2 separate regions of the Homo sapiens genome follow, and region 2 is linked to region 1. Evidence: chromatin loops called from intact Hi-C (ENCODE). Cell type or tissue: PC-3. All regions are shown on one strand. Each heading gives the region's core, and the rest is flanking DNA. Links, peaks and the distances in the headings are about the cores only.

What was found. Hi-C counts contacts between places; a loop is a spot of excess contacts. Peaks named below come from ENCODE experiments on the same cell type or tissue, not always from the same donor. Only the 100,000 strongest peaks of a DNase experiment are listed, where the experiment ranks them.
Region 2: a loop joins it to region 1, with 5 times the contacts of the local background. A loop is called at or near these places in 6 of 110 quality-filtered maps.

The regions. Positions count from the first base shown.
Region 1 is chr13:73,071,178-73,082,828 of GRCh38, forward strand. KLF5 (KLF transcription factor 5) reads left to right here. Exons shown (of 4, transcript NM_001730.5): 4 at 4,531-6,361. The coding sequence ends at 4,709. Among named protein-coding and RNA genes, the nearest start is that of KLF5, 18 kb to the left of the region's middle. RefSeq lists enhancers at 3,551-4,357, 4,358-5,163. In PC-3, for the core only: no CTCF peak of the experiment used is centred there; no DNase peak of the experiment used is centred there; H3K27ac peaks cover 2,046 bases.
Region 2 is chr13:73,409,295-73,420,327 of GRCh38, forward strand. No RefSeq gene overlaps it. Among named protein-coding and RNA genes, the nearest start is that of LINC00392, 150 kb to the right of the region's middle. In PC-3, for the core only: a CTCF peak has its summit at 7,914 (motif pointing left); a DNase peak (open chromatin) is centred at 7,927; H3K27ac peaks cover 5,000 bases.

The sequences.
Region 1 (11,651 bases), core at 3,880-8,879:
GATGGGGATACAGAGAAGTGAAATGATCTCTCCTGGTCTGTTCAGAGGCTTTCTAGAAGGAGTGAGGTATCGGATTTTAAAGAAAGTGATAAATATAAATTGAGGAGAGAAAGGAATTTCTCTTTTGTTGCTTTTGTTTTTGTTTTTGGCAATCAGCTTCCTTAGGTTGAATGGGCACAATATTGATGGTGTTATCTGGTAAATAATTAGATGCATTTACAAATGCTAATAATACTAATCTTTGATATGGACCTTCTGTTCCAAGTATAGGAAATGTGTGACAATGAGTTTTAATAGAAAGGTTTTTGATGGAAAATTACTGGCATAGACGTAAAAATATGAATTAGTGAGCTAAAATCATCCTCCTACTTTATCTCTTTTCTTAGATATCTAAATCATTTTCCTATGAATTTCTTTAATAAGTGTTTCCTATTTTTCTCCCTTTTGATTTTTAGAAGCAAATCTAATATGAGCCTATTTCAGAGACTAAATTTCGTAAGTCTCAAATGATGGGAAAAATCTAATTATTATTGAATTGCATGAAAATATTTTCCTCTTGAAATAAGAGCCCATTTTGAGCTTCAAGGACTCTTAAGTTCTAAGAGTTTAGATTAGGTTGAAATAATTTATTCTACTTTAAAAGTTTGGATTGTTTAGGTTCGCAGAACAAGATACAAGATTTTAAGTTCTTTGAGGCCAGAAACCAAGTCTTATTTGAGTTTTGCAAGGCATTTAGTACAGGTTACACCTTCACTAATAAACAGTGACTTTAATTCTCATGATATTTTAGCTTTATCAGATATTGATTGAGTTGTCTTTTAGTCACCAGGAAGGAAACCGATGTGTAAATTTGCTGCAATAAACTTTTAAAACATTATCTAAAATAACTATTTTAAGATAAATATTTTATCAGTGATTTTTATTCTTTTGTTAGAAGAATCTATGTAGAACATTTTAGGGAAAGGCCTTGGTATGTCTATTGAATGTGTTCAGCAGAGCAGAGAAACTTCCCATTCCATTGTGATAGGTTCAGAAGTCATTCAGAGGGGGGAAAAAAAAGGACAATTTTCAGTTTGTTGCTGAGGATTTTTAAAATGGCTTACAAACATGTTCCACTAACCCACTGAAATTCACTTACCCTGGGGGAAAGGAGCTATCGTTAGGTGATACCTGGGAATTGGCAATACCTGAACAGTGCTCAGGACCCCACAGGCCCCACAGAGGCTGGCACTGCCAGGTTGTGCTCTCTGTTTCAGATCGTCTGGGGTTCAAGGCTTGCTGTGAGTCCATTAAGCCATTCCTTAGCTGACCTTCGCAAGTGGCTTTAGAATCTGGAAATGAATTTGAACAATATGTATGTGTTCCTTAAATCGTTCAAAGAGAGTGTATTAGTGTTTGCTAATGGAAGATTTAAGTGAGACATTAAGGAAAAGTGGCAGACCAGGATTCTTAATGTGGAGCTCATCGTTTTGCTTCTAACTCTACGGGGTTATTGTGAGGAAGCGAGATAATGAGAAGTACCTCGCTCTGGAGTATGTGCTCCATGGCTGCTGGTGCCTGCTCCCTTTTCCTTTTACCGGTAATGTTTCTGCTTAACATTTTTGTAAAGTATGTTAATGACTTTATCAGCGTGGATAGTATGCATGTTTAACTTGAACATAGTTTTCAAAGATTAGAGATTCTAGCAAAATACTCCTGTAATTTAAAAACAGAATGAGAAAACACATACTTTGAGATAAAGTGGGAGCTTGTTTTCTGTGCTGTACAAACTTGTCACTTTTTTCTTTTTGCCTTTGGAAAGTTTCACGTTAACAGCATGAGAACTTAAAAATACAGTTGATGTTGAAAGAGCTTAACTAAATATTTTAAATTGGTGGTATTGGAAAGAGATTCTGTAAAAATCCAATTAAACTTTTGAAAGCTCTATCCTGTTGAAATATAACTTAAAGGAAGTCAGTTTGGTTTCCCAGAAGTACTGTGCATAGTGTTTCTGGCTGAGGAAGAAAGGCCCAAGTCTGCTGTTTGGCCAGAAATTGGGTACCAGTTTCCTCTACGATGTTTTACTTGAACGGTGTTGACACTTGAACAAATCCCATAGAAACTGCCCCAAGTGGGGGGATAGTTGTCCTTACTTTTATGGTAAGACTTGGCCCCAGTAACTAACATTCCAGACACTGGTAGTATTCTTGGCTGAATACTCTATAGATGTGCATAAATTGAGAGCAAAACCCCAAATGTTTTAGAAACTTTAATGGCTACCGTATTTCAAGCAATCAGTAAAGTAAACTTTAAAAAATACTGGTGCAGTTTATTGCTTCATAGCCAATAAAAATAGTGAACAAAAAGAGTCTAGTGTCCCTTGTTTCTTACATAAACTCTGAAAATTCAGTTCTGCTATTTAATTATTAAATTCAAAAGACTAGAATGATTTCTTTTAAAATTGGGAGCACTATAGGAATTTTTTTCCTTGTCTCAGACATCAGAAATAACTTTTTCTTTCCATTAAATGACAGTAAAGTATTTAACCAATATGTTTGTTTCTGTGGTTTATTTTTCACAGGGAACAAAAACTAATAGTACTGTGCAAAAATTTTTTTTGTGATCAATTTACATCTACAAATGTGATAGCTATATTTACTACTGGTGTTAAAATATTTCTATATATCAGACATTTTATGTGATTGTAAGTGACAGAACGTGATTTATACTTTGTTTTGTAAATGGCTTGAGTGTCTTAGGTTAAATTTCTGGTTAGAATCTACTATGAGGGGAGAAAAAACTTCTAGAATTGAGATGTTCATTTTTAAAGTGGATTGATAGGAACCAGAAAGGGAATTAAAACAAAAACTGTCTGGGTCAGAGGCAGAGGAGAGAAGAGAGGAAGTATGGCACAGCAATCCATACCATGGGAAATGTAGGTGAACTCTCAAGGGAAAAAAAATTGGGACCACTTTCATGTCGTCTGTTTTGGCACTTTCTTCTTTGTCTGAGAGTCAGAGTGGTTATCATGACAACAAAAATATATTAACCACAAATTGTAGAAATCTCAGTTGATGAGGACAGGGTCTTTTAAAGTTTAGACTGACTTGGTTAATCCTACAACTTCCTGAACATGATACTGCTAAATTAGGCAGAAAGGTTGTGCAGTTTCTGTTTCGTCAGAACTAAACAAGTGTTCAAAGCAACTCTGAGGTTCCTCCCTTTCAGAAGGAAACATTTTTTTAAGGGAATTTAAGAGGTGAAAAAGTATCTATATAAAACTCAGCAGTAAGCCAGTAATACTTTAATATACAAATTTATCTCACGAATTCTTATAAAAAATTCATAGAAAATTATAAAATCATAAATGTAGGAACTGCTAGTTAATGCTCACTGAAAGAACGTTTTGGCATTTATTCCTACTGGAATATATGATCTCCAGTAGGATTCTTCACAAACAGAGAATTAAGACTACATTATGAATATTTAGTGGTTTTGAAAGTTAAACAGCTGGCAAGCTTTGGGGAGCATTAGGAATAATATACATTACAGGATGGGAGGGAGGAACATACCAACTCAATACTCAAGGGAAGAGAACTGTGAAAGAATGGAATGGGTAGGTTGAACAATTTCAGACTTTTAGATGTATATTACACATGTAAGCTCCATGAGGCCAACTGTTTTTATTTTGTTAGCCATTGTATCACAAGTATTTGGGACAGTTCCTGGCCTATAATAGATGCTTGGCGAATTGTTTATGGAATGAATTTTGGGTGTAACACATGACAAAGAAAAACTAAATACAAGTCAACAAATGTCAGTTTTTACAGTTGTTTCATGGTCTTTTTTTTTTACCAATGTGAAGTTATCAGTACCAGACTATTTTGCTTCAATCTGCAAAAGGAAGGTGTGTGAAGGTGTGTGTGACTCTCAAAGAGTGAATGCCCTAATAGTCCATTTTGGAGGCCATGTTTTCAAGTGAACTGATTGATGAGCTGCAAGCTTCTGTCTGGCTAATTTAGAAACATCTAGGACCAGTTTCTGGTTAAGCAGTTGTGGTACATGAAATTCAATGTATAGGTGATTCGTGCAACAGCTTCTGAATTTTTTCCTCCCTCACCCACCTTACAGCCATTAGTCCTATAATAATTTAATTTGGGTTTGTTGGTATAGAAACTGTATTTGCACAATAATGATAAAGCCACTCAGGCTCATCTAGTCATTTCCTGGATTTATGTGTGTAGGAGTACATAAAAATAAGGGCACTGATTCGTTTTGTACTTGTCTAAAATTGTTATTCTTCAGTTGTTCAAAGGTACACAAAATGCTTTTTTCTTTATGAGGTAAAAAATACTTGGAGGTTATAAGAAATAACTCTTAACTAGCTTACTTTGAGTGGCTTTGATATGTATTTACTCATAATGGAATTCATGAGCTTTCCTTCTTTCGCTTGGCCAAGATTTTTTTTTTCTTTGAAATTCCTTCTCCGGTGTTATCTAGGATGTTTGCATTACAAGCAGGCCGCTTTACCTCCTTTGTTCGTTGTCACAGGTGAAAAGCCATACAAGTGTACCTGGGAAGGCTGCGACTGGAGGTTCGCGCGATCGGATGAGCTGACCCGCCACTACCGGAAGCACACAGGCGCCAAGCCCTTCCAGTGCGGGGTGTGCAACCGCAGCTTCTCGCGCTCTGACCACCTGGCCCTGCATATGAAGAGGCACCAGAACTGAGCACTGCCCGTGTGACCCGTTCCAGGTCCCCTGGGCTCCCTCAAATGACAGACCTAACTATTCCTGTGTAAAAACAACAAAAACAAACAAAAGCAAGAAAACCACAACTAAAACTGGAAATGTATATTTTGTATATTTGAGAAAACAGGGAATACATTGTATTAATACCAAAGTGTTTGGTCATTTTAAGAATCTGGAATGCTTGCTGTAATGTATATGGCTTTACTCAAGCAGATCTCATCTCATGACAGGCAGCCACGTCTCAACATGGGTAAGGGGTGGGGGTGGAGGGGAGTGTGTGCAGCGTTTTTACCTAGGCACCATCATTTAATGTGACAGTGTTCAGTAAACAAATCAGTTGGCAGGCACCAGAAGAAGAATGGATTGTATGTCAAGATTTTACTTGGCATTGAGTAGTTTTTTTCAATAGTAGGTAATTCCTTAGAGATACAGTATACCTGGCAATTCACAAATAGCCATTGAACAAATGTGTGGGTTTTTAAAAATTATATACATATATGAGTTGCCTATATTTGCTATTCAAAATTTTGTAAATATGCAAATCAGCTTTATAGGTTTATTACAAGTTTTTTAGGATTCTTTTGGGGAAGAGTCATAATTCTTTTGAAAATAACCATGAATACACTTACAGTTAGGATTTGTGGTAAGGTACCTCTCAACATTACCAAAATCATTTCTTTAGAGGGAAGGAATAATCATTCAAATGAACTTTAAAAAAGCAAATTTCATGCACTGATTAAAATAGGATTATTTTAAATACAAAAGGCATTTTATATGAATTATAAACTGAAGAGCTTAAAGATAGTTACAAAATACAAAAGTTCAACCTCTTACAATAAGCTAAACGCAATGTCATTTTTAAAAAGAAGGACTTAGGGTGTCGTTTTCACATATGACAATGTTGCATTTATGATGCAGTTTCAAGTACCAAAACGTTGAATTGATGATGCAGTTTTCATATATCGAGATGTTCGCTCGTGCAGTACTGTTGGTTAAATGACAATTTATGTGGATTTTGCATGTAATACACAGTGAGACACAGTAATTTTATCTAAATTACAGTGCAGTTTAGTTAATCTATTAATACTGACTCAGTGTCTGCCTTTAAATATAAATGATATGTTGAAAACTTAAGGAAGCAAATGCTACATATATGCAATATAAAATAGTAATGTGATGCTGATGCTGTTAACCAAAGGGCAGAATAAATAAGCAAAATGCCAAAAGGGGTCTTAATTGAAATGAAAATTTAATTTTGTTTTTAAAATATTGTTTATCTTTATTTATTTTGTGGTAATATAGTAAGTTTTTTTAGAAGACAATTTTCATAACTTGATAAATTATAGTTTTGTTTGTTAGAAAAGTTGCTCTTAAAAGATGTAAATAGATGACAAACGATGTAAATAATTTTGTAAGAGGCTTCAAAATGTTTATACGTGGAAACACACCTACATGAAAAGCAGAAATCGGTTGCTGTTTTGCTTCTTTTTCCCTCTTATTTTTGTATTGTGGTCATTTCCTATGCAAATAATGGAGCAAACAGCTGTATAGTTGTAGAATTTTTTGAGAGAATGAGATGTTTATATATTAACGACAATTTTTTTTTTGGAAAATAAAAAGTGCCTAAAAGATGTATGTGGTGCTTTTCTTCTTTACCTGCAATAAAGAGTCTGATCAGGGCGGTTAGTGAGAAATCAATTCCACACATTTGTAGAGGAGCCACATTGAACCCGTACCTACATAAGACGGGGATTTATTTTTTGAGACGGAGTCTCGCTCTGTCACCCAGGCTGGAGTGCAGTGGCGCAATATCGGCTCACTGCAACCTCTGCCTCCCAGGTTCAAGTGATTATCCTGTCTCAGCATCCCGAGTGGTTGAGATTACGGGCGCACGTCACCACGCCTGGCTAATTTTTGTATTTTTAGTAGAGGTGGGCTTTCACCATATTGGCCAGGCTGGTCTTGTGAACTGACCTCGTGATCCACCCACCTCAGCCTCCCAAAGTGCTAGGATTACAGGCGTGAGCCACTGCGCCCAGCTGGGGGATTTATTTTTTAAATTAGCATAAAGGGAGTCATAATTCACGAATACTTATCTGGCCACGTAATGCACGAGACCTTAAGCATCCTTAGTTGAAAACACCATAGAGAGTTAACTTGCATGTGCTAGTCTGGAGGCTGTGTCATCAGAGGCAAACAAGAAGAATTGGTGTAACACTTAAAAAAATCATTAGGATTTGGTTTTATTCCGCAGCAACAAGTACACCTAGAACCTACATCTTGTGTTTTTTTTTTTTTTGACACTATCACACAGGCTGGAGTGCAGTGGCGTAATCGTGGCTCACAGCAACCTCTGCCTTGGGTTCAAGGGATTGTCCTGCTTCAGCCTTCTGAGTAGCTGGGATTACAGGCACGTGCCACCATGCCCGGCTAATTTTTGTGTTTTTTGTAGTGATGGGATTTCACCATGTTGGCCAGGCTGGTCTCAAACTCCTGGCTTCAAGTGATCCACCAGCCTTGGTCTCCCAAAGCACTGGGATTACAGGCGTGAGCCACTGCGCCAGGCCTAGGTTTTGTTTTTATTTGTTTATTATTATTATTTTTAATTATGCTTTAAGTTCTGGGGTACATGTGCAGAATGTGCAGGTTTGTTACATAGGTATACACGTGCTGTGGTGGTTTGCTGCACCCATCAACCCGTCATCTACATTAGGTATTTCTTCTAATGCTACCCGTCCTCTAGCCCCCAACCCCATGACAGGCCCCAGTGTGTGATGTTCCCCTCCCTATCTCCATGTGTTCTCATTGTTCAATTCCCACTTACGAGTGAGAACATGCGGTGTTTGGTTTTCTGTTCTTGTGTTAGTTTGCTGAGAATGACGGTTTCCTAGATCTTGGTTTCTAATACCATTGTCCAATTTTTAAAAAATGAGCTCCTTAGAGAAACAGCTGATTCTAAGATTGGAGTGGGAAACATGCAAGTCCGGAGCATCCTGTAGTGTGAGAAAGTGGTATATCAGAAGGAATATAGGAAGCGATGAAAAAACCCGGCCGGGCGCGGTGGCTCATGCCTGTAATCCCAGCACTTTGGGAGGCTGAGGCGGGCAGATCACCTGAGGTCAGGAGTTCAAGACTAGCCTGGCCAACATGGTGAAACCCCGTCTCTACTAAAAATACAAAAAGTAGCCGGGCGTGGTGGCAGGTGTCTGTAATCCCAGCTACTCGGGAGGCTGAGGCAGGAGAATCGCTTGAACCCAGGAGGCAGAGGTTGCAGTGAGCCAAGATTGTGCCATTGCACTCCAGCCTGGGGGACAAGAGTGAGACTTCCTGTCAAAAAAAAAAAAAGAACCCTACAATAATCGGGGTATGTCAGCAACAAAGTAAAGCAGGATTGCATTATAATACAGTATAAACTATCCCTTTGTCTGTACTGATATAAATGGTTGCATAAACAGAAGAGAGAGATCTGTGCCGAATGACTCCAAGTAAGTTTTTTAGATACCTCACCCTCAAAGAGTGGAAGAAAACTGTCTACTCTTCAGTGTGGGCTACATATAGTGACTTCCTTCCAAAGATTACCTTGTGGAAAGGAGGAGAGGAGGAAGAGTAGCTTTACAGTGGGTAAGTCTGCCCTCACCACCTCAACCAGTTGATCAAGGTCCACCTCAGCAGTGATAAGTCACGCTGATAGTGTGTACCCTTGATATGATGTGATGAAAATGGAACTTTGCTTCTCCTTCTGAAAACATGTACCCCAGCGTGATCATGAGAAACACATCAGACAAACTGCAATTGAGGGATATTCTACAAAATACCTGATAAGTATTCCTCAAACTATCAGGCCATCAAACACAAAGTCTGACAGATTGTCAAAGTCAAGAGACATGACGATACAATGTCATGTGGCATGTGGATGGGATTCTAGCACAGAAGGAGGGCACTGGGGGAGAATGGAGGAAATTTGAATAAAGTATAGAATTTCACTAATGTATCTTTTTTTTTTTTTTTTTTGAGATGGAGTCTCGCTCTGTAGCCCAGGCTGGAATGCAGTGGCGTGATCTTGGCTCACTGCAACCTCTGCCTCCTGGGTTCAAGTGATACTTTCACCTCAGCACCTCCCTGCCTGCCCGTCGAAGTAGCTGGGATTACAAGTGTGTGCCACCCGGCTAATTTTTGTATTTATTTATTTTTTTTTTGAGATGGAGTCTCGCTCTGTCGCCCAGGCTGGAGTGCAGTGGCGCGATCTTGGCTCACTGCAAGCTCCGCCTCCTGGGTTCACGCCATTCTCCTGCCTCAGCCTCCCGAGTAGCTGGAACTACAGGTGCCCGCCACCACAGCTAGCTAATTTTTGTATTTTTAGTAGAGACGGGGTTTCACCGTGTTAGCCAGGATGGTCTCGATCTCATGACCTCATGATCTGCCCGCCTCAGCCTCCCAAAGTACTGGGATTACAGGAGTGAGCTACTGCGCCCGGCAAGTTTTGTATTTTTTGTAGAGACAGGGTTTTATACCATGTTGGCCAGGCTGGTCTCAAACTCCTGACCTCAAGTGATCTACCCACCTTCCCCTCCTAAAATCCTGGGATTATAGGTGTGAGCCACCATGCCCTTTTCGGCTGTAATGTGTCCATATTAATTCATTGATTGTGACAAATGTATCATACTAATGTAAGCTGTTAATATCATACTAATGTAAGCTGTTTCCCCCTGGGAAACTGGGAATGGGGTTAGAGGAATTCTATTATCTGCAATACTTCAGTAAATCTACAACTACTAAAAGAAAAGCGTTAGTTTAAAAAAAGTGAAGAAAAGCCAGGCATGGTGGCTCATGCCTGTATTCCCAGCACTTTGGGAGGCTGAGGCAAGTGGATTACCTGAGGTCGGAGTTCGAGACCAGCCTGGCCAACATGACAAAACCCTATCTCTACTAAAAATACAAAAATTAGCTGGGCATGGTGGCATGCACCTGTAATCCCAGCTACTTGGGAGGCTGAGGCAGGAGAATCACTTGAACCTGGGAGGTGGAGGTTGCAGTGAGCCGAGATCGCACCACTGCACTCCAAAAAAGTGAAGAAAAATCAGTATCACTATTACATATTCCCACAATAAATGGTATGGGGGAGGGATCCCCAATGTTCTCAGATCTGAAGTAAAAAACTGCAGTTATGTATTTTGGCAACATGTTTATTTAGCCTCATTATTTGACTCCTCACTCTTCCTAATCATTGGAGTAATATCTAGCTCAAGAATATTACACACTTCATTCCTTTGCCACAGCTTTTTCCCTCCCTCCCTCCCTCCCTTCCTCGCTTTCTTCCTTCCTTCCTTCCCTCTTTCCTCCCTTTGTCTTTTCTTTCTTTTCTTCTCTTTTATTTCTTTTTCTTTTTGAGACAGGGTCTTGCTCTGTCACCCAGGCTGGAGTGCATGGCATGACCGTGGCTCACTCCAGCCTTGACCTCCCAGGTTCAAGCAATCCGGCCATCTAAGTCTCCCAAGTACCTGGGACTACAGGTGTGAGTCATCATGCCTGGCTAATTTTGTGTGTGTCTGAAGACGGGAGCCTCCCTGTGTTGCCCAGGCTGGTCTTGAACTCCTGGGATCAAGGGATCCCTCCACCTTGACTTCCCAACTTGTGATTACAGGCGTGAGCTACTGTGTCCACCCCTGCCCTGAAACTTCTTAGATTCTTTTTGTGATTCAGCTCTAATTGATTGATAAGGAGATGTCAAAAAATTACCTCCTATTTCTGTGTGAATTGACTTAAGCCACTGCAGCAATTGAATACATCTAATGTTTGCCAAATTTCCTCTTCATGTTGCACTGTTGATACAGTGTTGGTGTTGGATTTTTGATAAGGTATGTGAACATGAAACTGTGATTATAATGCAAGCAAACATGTAATACCTTGTGTATTTTTAAACAGTATTAGTGAGTTTTCAAGGGAAAATGATTTTCAAAAGGCAACTATGCCTAACCAACTTTTCAAAGTTGCAAATAATTTAATTGCTTATCATTGTTATGCTCATTTAATGACTATCTGGGTTCAAACATATTCTGACTGTTTATCTGTAAACGAGCTACAGCAATTAGACAAAAATTGAGCAATATACCAGGTTCCAAGTGCAATTATGTGACTTGATTTCAAATAAGTAATGTTTTGGGGTTAACTATCTTCAGTTAATTTTTATTCTCCCCACTACTAAGTTATCTTGTTCTACTTCATGTTGTCATTTCATTCTTATATTGCAGCTCACATTAAGCATGTCACTTCATGGCATCCAATTAGAGAATCCTTAGATAAACATGACCTGGCCTGCCTACATAAAAATATTTTTAAAAATCTAGCTAAATTCCTTTTCCTATCTGTAATTAAGCCCACCAGAACTTTTTGGATTAACTCGTGGGCTGTAATGTAACAAAGAAGGGCTTTATTCTCTATTACTAAATCTGGTCCCTACTTTGAAGTTAACCAAATTCCATCTTTGGTTAGATTCTTGACTACAGTGTGAAACTAATCAATGGGAGACTTTTTTAAAAATTACTCATACTGAAGTTATAGGTGACAAAACCTGGAAATTTGTAACTGTTTTAACAGTGACTATTAAGACAAAAAATATGGTGGCTCATGCCTGTAATCCCAGCACTTTGGGAAGTCAAGGCAGGAGGACTGCTTGGGCCCAGGAGACCCTGTCTCTATAAAAACTAAAAAAATTAGGTTGGTGCGTGCCTCGTGCTTGTTGACTCAGCTACCTGGAGACTGAGTGGGAGGATCGTTTGAGCCCAGGAGGCTGAGATTGCAGGGAGCTGTATTCACACCACTGCACTCCAGCCTGAGCAACAGAATGAGACCTCGTCTCAAAAAAATAAAAAGAAGAAAAGCACAATAAATCCCATAAAAGCTATATACGATTGGAAGAGTTTG
Region 2 (11,033 bases), core at 6,034-11,033, 340 kb after region 1:
CTTTGTGATGTCAGGGTAACACATGGACTAATCATGACTGGATATATTTCACTATGGTTTTTTCACTTTTGGCCCCAAGAACATTTTCTTTTTTTAATAAAAAGTGCTTTTTATCTAGGTGGGTCATAGAGATTGATGGTTTCTTAGCTACTTAAACCTGTACGGTGCCTCAATGGCATTTTCGTTTGTAGTTTGAAAATCTGCAATGAATTTTGGCTTTCAAAGACCTCCTAATGTCTACATTGAAAATATTCCATTCCTTTTTTAAAAAAACTCTGAATGATTCGTCTCAGTTATGGTGGGGATGAGGGGGATATTTTTCTTCTCTTGTAGGGGTTTTCCTTTCTCATATGGTTGAGATCATGTCACAGATGCAGAAGGAAACAGACCCTACCCTTATGGAGCTTATCCTCGTACGGTGATGAGCATCAGGTGAAGTGGGGACCAGAGAATAGTCTTCTGGGCCACAGGTTGGTGCTGGGTGAGGTGGAAGGAGGTGCTTCCTGGAAGCCAGAGTGCTGAGCCCCGCAGTACGAATAGGAGTCACCTAAGTGAGCACGGGACCGCTTAGGAGAGTAGCCTCTGTGAAGGCCTGGGGATGACAGAGTGTGGCACGCTGGAGGGATGATGTTAGTCTAAAGGTGGGACTGGGGCTGGGTTGGGAGAGCTCAAGTCCCAGGACAGAATCGGAGCCTGTGTTCTGAGAGCAGAGGGCTCTATGGAATAGTTTAATGTAAAGGGGACACAGTCAGGTCTGTGTCTCAGGAAGGGACATCTGGTAGCTCTTGGAGGGTAAGGTGGACGGGGCTGGCAGCGAACAGGCTGACAAGTGAGTACTTGGCAACCACCACAGTGGGATCCTCTGCAGTGGGAGAGGAGCCCAGCCTGGGCAGGGAGTCAAGGGGCAGAGCTGTAGGACCCCTCAGAGCGAACTCCTGCTCTCTGCACCCCAGCTGTGTCACCAGAGGGAGGGGACCTCCTATGGAGCGCCACATTTCCTGCAGGTTGGGTGGGAATGACGCCTTGTTCAACAGACCTAAGCACCGCCATTTTACATGTGGAGAGACTGTAGGGCCCTTGACACCATGGTTATCCTAGGCCATGAGAGGAAGTGAGAGCTTTGTGTGAAATATTTTAATTCTTCCTTTGTTTACTGGAATTCTTACTTTGTTTAAAGACTCCATAGTTTTACTCATTGACCCACTTTCATTAAACAAATAATTTTTTTGAATCTTTTGAAAATTTCAATAACTTTTGGGGTACAAGTGGTTTTTGGTTACATGGCTGAATTGTATTGTGGTGAAGTCTGAGATTTTTAGTGCATTCATTCCTCAAGTAATGTGCACTGAACTCAATATGTAGATTTTTACTCCTCACCTGCCTCCCACCCTCCTCTCTTCTGACTGAGTCTCTAAAGCTCATTATACCACTCTGTATGTGTTTGCATACCAATAGCTTAGCTCTCACTTATAAGTGAGAACACACAGTGGTTTTCCATTCCTGAGTTACTTCACTTGGAATGATGGCCTCCATCCTTCCTCTTTTTTTATTGGCGACAACAGTCAACTGTGGCTCATTTGAGAGTAAAATTATCTCTTGTTCCCAAGTCATCAAAATAATCACATGCTCCCATAACTAACACCATCTTAGGCATCATCAACATCATCAACAATCTTTACTAAACACCTAGATGTGCATGATACTGTTAGGTTTGACCTATCAGAAGGAACTATTTCCGGATCCCTGAAACTTGCCTAGAGCTTTCTTTAACACTCAGAGAGTATGCTTGAAATAGAAAAATCGTTCACTTGGCTTTGTCAAGCAATCAGGCTTAGATCCCTGGAGTAGATATCCTTTTCCCTGACGTTGCTGCCATGTGTTGTAGGAGTAAAGCAAATACAAAAGATGGTAGAGGAGGCATCTCTCTACTGTTGACCAAAGGACCAGGAATTTCCCAGCTCTGCAGTAACTGAACTCTCTAAAGAAGAGCATGACTAATTCGTATGAATATTACCTTCTTTAGCTTTCATAGAAGCCTCTAAAGCATGACACTTAATTGTTTTTCTTATTAGTTCAAAAATAAAACATGTTGAAGATATTACCATGGCTACTCCTTTAATTAATAAAAAGGCTGTGTTGAGTTTAAAAACAACTAACTCTTTTCATATCCAAGTTACTTTTAGTAGCTATTATAAATTATTACCTTCCTTTACATCAGAAGTTTCTTATGACTAAAGGCCGAGCCAGCCCCCATGATGCTCTTTAACAATGACTCTTATGTTTCTTTTGGTAAACTCATAATGTTAATTACACTGTGCAACAGATGGAGCGCCTTCCATCAAGGACCTCAATGCACCTTAGAAACATCATGAGTCATCAAAGCCCTTCTGTAATGGAGGTAAATATCCATGGCCACAATTTTACAGTTAAAGAAGCACGAAGAAGGTAAGTGTCTTTGTTTTTTAAAGCCGAATACATTTTGGTAAAACAATTTATCATTTAAGAAGGCAGAGAAACTCGAAGAATATTTACTGAACAAAGAAATGAATGAAATGGTTCATCAGCAAGATTTGGTTCCCTCTCAATAAATACCTGAACGATATTAATTATTTTGATGAGCGATGGGTAAATAAATCAGAAGCTATCTACTGCCAGCTAATCAGTCTTTATAATGACTGGTGTGGAAAATGGCTACTTGACTACCATAGTGATAGAGCAAATCTAGATAATAAAAATGGCCACTTTTGTAACATGATACAGAAACACTGAAATTTTGAGCTAAAAGATTCTAAAGGTTGTCCAGTTAAGCACTTTAACATTTTAGATGAGAAAATTGAGATCCAGAAATGTTAATAGGTGGCCTGCATGAAATCATTTAGCTTTTGAAACCTTAATTTAATTTAATACTTCTTCCTGTTTCAGAAAGTATTTACTTGGCTCGGTCTCTCAGCTGGTTAGTGGCATTGATAACTAGAATCCAGGCTCCTGACCTTAAGTAATCCATCTTCCCGCCAAATTTCATTTAAAAAAAAACTTTTACAAATGATTGTCTTCCTACACCCTAAGTATCATAAAAAACATATAAAGTGAAATTTGTTAGGAGGTTACTTTTGTTACACTTTTCTTTAATTGATGGGGAATCTGATATTCAGGAAATTGAAGGGAATCACTCAGGGTCCCATGGCTGGTTACCAGCATACAGAGGCCTAGAATCCCTACTTCCCCTCTTTTCCACTACTTCAGAATCTGGAACTTTCATCTGTTAATCAAGATACCAATAACCAAAACCACCTATATAATTTCATTCTGATTTTTCTGCAATCTTTGTTTACTAAAAACAAATGAGAAATAAACAAGGTAATATTAGGGATTTTAAAAATGAAAAAGAAAGAAAGAAAATAGAGTCCAGGACATACCATTAGATCAGTAGTAATTGAAATTCCCGTCATTTATTTGATATCTTTCAAACCCGTGAATCCAGATAATGATTATAACTTATTCTAAGAACATTGAAGCATTATAAGATACCAAAGTGCTTACTGACTTTTCAGAGATTAAACTATTTCCATGAAGGTTTCAAGGCTGTACATTTTTTTTTATTTATGATGAAAACTGGCAATCACAGGCAAAATGTATAGTAATCCTCACTGAGCAAGAACATCTAAATAAAATAGCACATTGATTCTTTTTTTTTTTTTTTAAGCGAGAGACAGGATCTAACTATGTTGCCCAGGCTGGTCTTGAACTCTTATGCTTATGCAATCCTCCCACCTTGCTCTCCCAAATTGTTGGGATTACAGGTGTGAGCCACTGTGCCCAGCCTGCACATTGATTCTGAATCATCATTGATGACTAAGTGTTTCTAGCATTTTTATATATTTTGAGTTTGCATCATCCCATTCTACAATCACAATTCTTTAATTAAATGGAGATCACCCAATGACACAGAAGAATGCTTGAATTAGTTTTCAAGATAGTTTTTCCTCTAATTTTTACATAGCCTTTCCTCCTGTGGAAGTTAGCATGCAAATATACACTTTGGACCATCTAGTCTATTTTTTTTTAATTCTAAAGTGAAAGAGCCATGTCATACAAATATTACAATAGGATAACACTTTGCACTGATATGGCATTTTTAATTGAAGTTGGTAAGGACTATGGGCAATTCTTTGGAGAGCCCTGTGAATGAGTGAAACAGACTCCTCCTATTTCCGAGATGGAGAAGGTGAGGACTAGGGGTGGAGGTGAGGAGGAGAATTGTTAAAGACTTTCCTTGAACGCAGTTCTCAAGTTGTCAAGTGCTCCTTGTATGTCTTCAACTTCAATGGCAGACACAGTAGACCTAGGGAGGAAGTATTGGACTGTGATTCTGAAAATATCACCTCTAGACATATTTCCTATTGCTAATATTTATTCTGCTGCCTTTACATCTCGTTTCCTTGACACACGTAATCTTACCGTATGAAAATGATTCCCTGTTACTATATGTATTGGAAATCATTCGTAGAGCTTTGCATTACTCTGTTTATCTCTCTGTGTGTACTAGGGTCTTTGAAAGGTTGTACTGTGGAATTTGTACTGTGAGTTGAATATTAATAAGATAAGGAGAAGAAATAAGTTTTCCCCTTCCTTTATAACCCCACACTGGCCCTGTGAGCAGGAAAACCAGCTCACATGGGTAGGCCTAGACATCCCAGCTCTGCCCTCCGTATCCCGTTAATACCTCATGACAAATGGAGGGGCTGCTTTATGACAGTTTTGGATTTTCTAAGTAAAACATTCAAGAAGTCAGCATCCTCTGCTTTAGTTGAGTGCTTTATTTATTAGGGGAACTATGAAATTTTAGCCTGTTGCTCTCCTTTTTACCTTTTTTTTTTTTAAAGTATAGTTAAGGATTAGCAAAGACTTTTACCACAAGGAACAAAGCATTTCAAACTCCTTAAAGAGATAACACTAATATTCTACTTTATTTCTGTATTTGCACATACAAAAACTAATTTTTGTAGATATTTTTCCTCTTGCAGGCTCTTATCTTCCTCTCCTTGTCTAGGCCCTTAACCTCAGTGTAAAAGAGGCAAATGATCTATAGAAAAATATTTTAGGTGTATATATAAATGAAGCTTAGACTGAGAAAGTTAAGATGGGAAAGTTGACACTAAAGTTTCTTTTTATTTTTTCCTATAGCTGATTGATAGGTAAACTCAGAGGCCATTTTTTAATCAGTGGTTATTGTACTTTACATTCTTACATCTATTACACCATCTGAGAATACCCAAGTGTTTAATGGCAATTGGAATGGAATCTTCATAACATCTTTTCAAATTAAATAGATGGCTTGCATTGTTAGTCTCATTCGTTAGAGAAAGAAAGGATATTAATTGTGAATTACGTGAACCAAAGAACATTGGTAGCCTAACTAGTAACTGAAGTCTAAGTTCAAGTTCTTGCTCTAAAAATTTGAATTCAGGTCAGTTCAACAAACTGGAAGGAGTCTCTACCATGCCATGCACAAGGCTGTAGTATAAGTCGGAAGGGAGAGTAAGGGTTAAATTAAGGTTAGTTTTCAGGCCACTGACTCCAGATTTTAAAATTATGACTGAAATTATATACTTTTCTGTATATTGTGTTCTGTAGTTGGAAAAAAAGTATAGAGAGTGATGAGGTGCCCAATAAATGCTCAGATAAGAGAATGGAGTCAATAATTGGTAACTAAGTTATTTCAAAGTAAGATGAGAGTCAAATTTATTTCTAAGCAGTGGGAATTTTGATATTTATTTACCAAAGCTTCTGAAAATTATTACAACTTCTAAAAGCCATTCTATCAATGATGTTAACTGAATCTTTATCATATGCAAAGCATCGTCCCAGGTGCTATGGGGATCCAGAAATAAGAATCCGAAGGGCAGCATTGAGCACTGTAAGCTAACATGGAATAAGTGCTTGCACAGAGTCATGACCTCTGGTTTACCAATTACGAAGCCTTAGCTCATTTTTCTGCATTACTCCCTCAATTGCTTTGGTTTATATAGCTTCCCACTTTCAGTAGACTTTATATTATAGAATGTTCCCATTTACTATTTTATTGTATCTCTTTAGCATTCTTGAGATTGAAGCAATGCATTTTTTATGATCTCCATTACATAGACCCGACTGAAGTTAGTAAGAAGTTAAATGAATTTTTCAAGGTCAAGCAAAGAGCAAGGGTGAGACCTCTGTCTCCTGTCTACCCCACTCATTTTCTTTTCACTAAACTGCCTTGCCTGAAGGACTATTTGAGCTTCCTAGTAAAAAGTTGAAAGGCACTTCATAATATTTTCTTCAGTAAGCTTTCTCTTATTAAGATATTTTATTACACTATCATTACAATGAAAATAAGGAAATAAAAATATATCTCATCCCACTCACCCAATTTATTTTCCTCAATGATCTTCTATGCTGATACAAAGTTTTAGAAATGAGATCATATCACATTAATTGCTGCATCCAATAAATGTTGAGTGATTATTGTACTAACTGTAGGAATGACTATAAAAGAATCTCACCCCTTTCTTATGGTATGTATCGTCTGCCTTCGATATTTATTTATCACATTTCTTGTCTTCTGAATTAGATTTTAGTTGTTGGGGGATAGAAACCATATCTGACCTACTTTTGTTTTAAATCTCCTCAGCACTTTGCACCACAAACTGAATGGAGAACAGAGAACCGTGCTCAATAAACGTTTGCTTAATGAATGAGTGATTACTTCTGCTGAGGAAAACAAAACATGAACACGTTGGTGACAGTGGATTAATTCTCTGCTTGCCTTCTCTCCCTCTTGTTTGAGATCCCTGAAGGCTCTTGCTGGGTGTTCTCTCTCTCCAGTAGCATAGCTGGTCCTTGAAAGCCTAACTTTAAGTCCTGGTCTCACATTCCTAGTGTCTCTCTTGTGGCTTCCTGGTTCCACACAAGTACTCCAAAAATGTTTGTAGAATGGAGGCAGCAAGGAAGGAGGGCGGGGAGAAAGAGTAGCTAATGATATGCTTAACAATTCTTGCATGCTCTCTAAGGGCTGGGAACTGCTTTAAATGCCTTATTGGATCAAGTCATTCACTCCCTTCAACAATCCTACTAAGTAGATCCAATCAGTAGCCCCAATTAAAACCAAACCACAGAGAGAGTAAGTAATTTGTCCAAGCTCACATAGCTAAGTGGTAAAGGCAGAATTCAGACCCAGTGTTTTGGTTTTTTGTTTGTTTGTTTTTGTTGTTCGTTTGTTTTGTCACTGAGTTAATCTGTGTCTTGATATAGCCACCTGGATTTTCAGTACAGCACAGGATAAAAAAGGTAAGGAAGGAAACAACAGTTACTCACAGAGCATCGGTAACAACCAACATATTATAGTGGAAGAAGCCTAGAAAGAGCCGAAAATCCCGTGTCCCAATAAGAATGTTTTCGTATTCAGTTAACTTCATCTAATGTCTCTGGCCTTACTATTCTAATCTGCTAAATGGGTATAATTATCCTAGACCTGCCTTGCTCAGAGTTGTAAATTTATGCAAACACAATTTGAAATTAAGTGTATAATGCGCTATGACTATGTAAGCTAAGTATTTTAACAGCTGTTATATACATGTCACGGCATATTTTACCTGTTACTCTCAACAAATCTTCATATAACAAATATCAACTTTATTCAACTGAATAGAGGCACAAAATGAGCATTATTAGACTTTATAGATTCTGCGCAAATGCAGCTTGATAAAAAGTTTTAATATTATCAAAGCCTTTTTATATAAAGTTTTATGATGGCGCTGAATGGAGTCTCAGTTGAATATTAGACATAGCGAGCATTACCCAATGAACTCACGATACAAGGGTGGAGGAAATGGTTGTTGTTGGTGGTATTGGGGTAAATATATAATGAGAGAAAAGAGCTCCACCTGCTGATCAGCAGTGCCACTTCCTACCACACCCTTGGAAGTCAGCCTCATACATAGTGGATCATAGCCTGTTCACTTTGGAAAATAACGTTAAGAACATAATTACCATCACCACATACACGCAAATGCACAAAGCCTACCACTTACTGAGTACTTATTTTTTCCCAGGCGATGGAAAGTGATTTCTATTAATCCTGATACCCCGCCTCCCCCCTCGCCCAGGGGTAGTGATAGAGCAGAGCCTGAATCCGGGCCACTCGGCTCAAAGCCTGAATCTTCCATTTTCTAGGTGTGGCCTTGGGCAATAAATTTCCCTTGGCCTTCATTTCTCCATCTGTAAACAGAGATTATAATAACTTCTACCTCATCGGGTTGTTACAACGATTCAATGAATCAATGTTTGTGAAGAATTTACAAAAATTGGCCGGGGGCGGTGGCTCACGCCTGTTGTCCCAGCACTTTGGGAGGCCGAGGTGGGAGGATCACGAGGTCAGGAGATCGAGACCATCCTGGCTAACACGGTGAAACCTCGTCTCTACTAAAAATACGAAAAATTTGCCGGGCGTGGTGGCGGGCGCCTGTAGTCCCAGCTACTCGGGAGGCTGAGGCAGGAGAATGGCGTGAACCCGGGAGGCGGAGCTTGCAGTGAGCCGAGATCGCAACACTGCACTCCAGCCTGGGCGACAGAGCGAGACTCCGTCTCAAAACAACAACAACAACAACAACAACAAAAAAGAATTTACAAAAATTCTTAGTGTATGATAAGCATTTGTGAGATAGATTTTTAAAAAGGAAAACAAGCTGTAATTTACACAACTTTATTAGAGAACTCTTAAAGAGATAAACTCAGGAGTTGAACACAGACTGTCTGACCTCAGTGCCTATGCTCTTAAGCACCAGGCTATGTAGCTTCTCAATATGTGACGATGATGAAATAAAACCTAAAGGAACTAAGGACATGTCGTTGAGTTATTTACAGGAATGATGATTTGCTATTTGAATTACATCAAGTTTAGCTCTTTCCGTTATTTTATTTCTTATGTTGGATTCCTAATCATTGCCTCCCCAACCCCTTAGCTTCAGCCAATTGTTGCTACAGGAATTTTCACAAAACATAGCCATAATGATCCCACATGATGGCAATCATGAAACACTTCTCTTTTTATTTTTCTTATCATTTTGATGGCCTTTCCTAAGCACCTCCTTGCCACTGCTTGCAAATTTCTCATTTTAAGGTTCTGTCTCAACTGGATTGTTAAAATCACAATCCAACTCCTGATATAAAGGCATGTAGTAGTCATGATAATCGGTTCACTATGTTGAGGCTGCTTATGGGAATGTTCATGGTCCAGAGAAATCATAAAGAAACGACTTCATGTTTAACACAGTGTGGAATTGGCTCCAACTGCTGAGGCAATGACTTTAGACTCGTTGGAGAAATTTGGAATTTGGGTTGAGGGGTGGGACATCCTGCTTTGAGTTGACTGATGATTCCTATTTGAGAAAAGCGGAGAGTCTAAAGGTAAGAGGAAATATTGGAGGAAAGTTCTGAGCATCAGTAACCCCAAACTGAAGTTGAAGAAGAGACAAAGCCATAGAGGGTCATCCACATACAGCTTCTTTTCCCACCTAATGCCAACATATTACAAGATGTAGTCACAATTTAATGATATGGGAAGTGGAATAAAATATTTATTTGGAGAAACGATTGGAAACTTATTACACCATTTTAAGTATAATTGGATCTGTCTGAATTTTACATGGCCTTTAAAAAATTTGTTAAGCACCCAAAAAGAAACAAAGATAATTAAAATATTGGGAAATAGAATAGATGAAGAAAAGTTAAAGGGCTGTGGGAAATGTAATTTGAAAAGAAAGCAATTAGGGAAAACTTCAGTGTTTTCAAGTCTATGGAATGTTATTTATTAAAGAAACAAGTATTCTTGGTTCTCTATTTCCATAGAGATCAGAAATAGAAATGGGCTTAAGTTGCCGCAAGAAAGCTTATGTTTACACACAAGAAAAAACTTCTTGATTAAACTCTAGAACTTACTAGGGAGGGAAATTGTGGGTCTTTGCTCCAGGAAATCTTTAAGAATTGAAGAGGTAAGCCCTGGGTAATCTGATGTGGTGTTGGGTTAAAGCAGAAGGCTTAACTGGAATTTCTTTAGGTCTCATCCAGTACTTAAATGCCATGATTGTATAAATAAGAATTTGTCCACAAAGCAGGAAGGAAGCAGACAGAACAACCAGGCATGGCTCATTTAGCAATGCAGTTGCTATTTCTGAGGGAAGATTTCTGGAAATCTCTGTTCTGAAGTAGAGTTACAATGTCATAGCCAAAACCTTGTGAACAACTTAGAAGGTCCTGGTCAGACATTCACTTTTTTTTTTTAGCCTTACTGATAGAGTCAACTTAAGTAACAAAGGACGTAGTTATAATTTTCCTTTTGTGTAGGAATTTATGACCATTTTGAGAGTGCCTGTGTATCTACAAAATAATTCATGTTAGAATAAATAGAATATTTTAGATGAATTTGTCTGACATGGCTACAATCTAGGCAGTTGCTTTTTGGTAGTTTTCTGATGGTTGTTCTCAAATGGGAATTAAAAGCTGATGTCAGTGTATGAGGGTGATAGTAAGGTATCCCCCAGAATTTTGAAAATAAGGTGCTCTTTTTTAAAACATTAACTTTCCATGAAGTTAGAATTGCAAAATTCTTACACAATGGATATGATTAGCCATCTGTATATGGTGAATTGAGAATTTGGGAAATACTATCATTTCAACTTAGGTAAACGGAGGAATATGAGAAAGAAAGACTGGAATATGAGAAAGAAAGACAATGTGGTTGTAACTTTGTACTCAGTTTGTGGAAACTCAAACATTTGTTTCCTTTCCTGACTTGGAGGAAACATCTCTGATAACAAGGCTCATCAAATACGGAGGCCTAGAAAATGTTGAGAGTCACAGAAGCCAAATCTCAGGGGAGACTTGGCAAGACCCTCCTCTACTGGCTGAGGATCTCATGCTGTTTAAGGTCAGCTCAGTCCTCCATTCTGATTCCCTCCATGCTCCTCACCATGCAACCTTCAGATGATTTGCCTTTC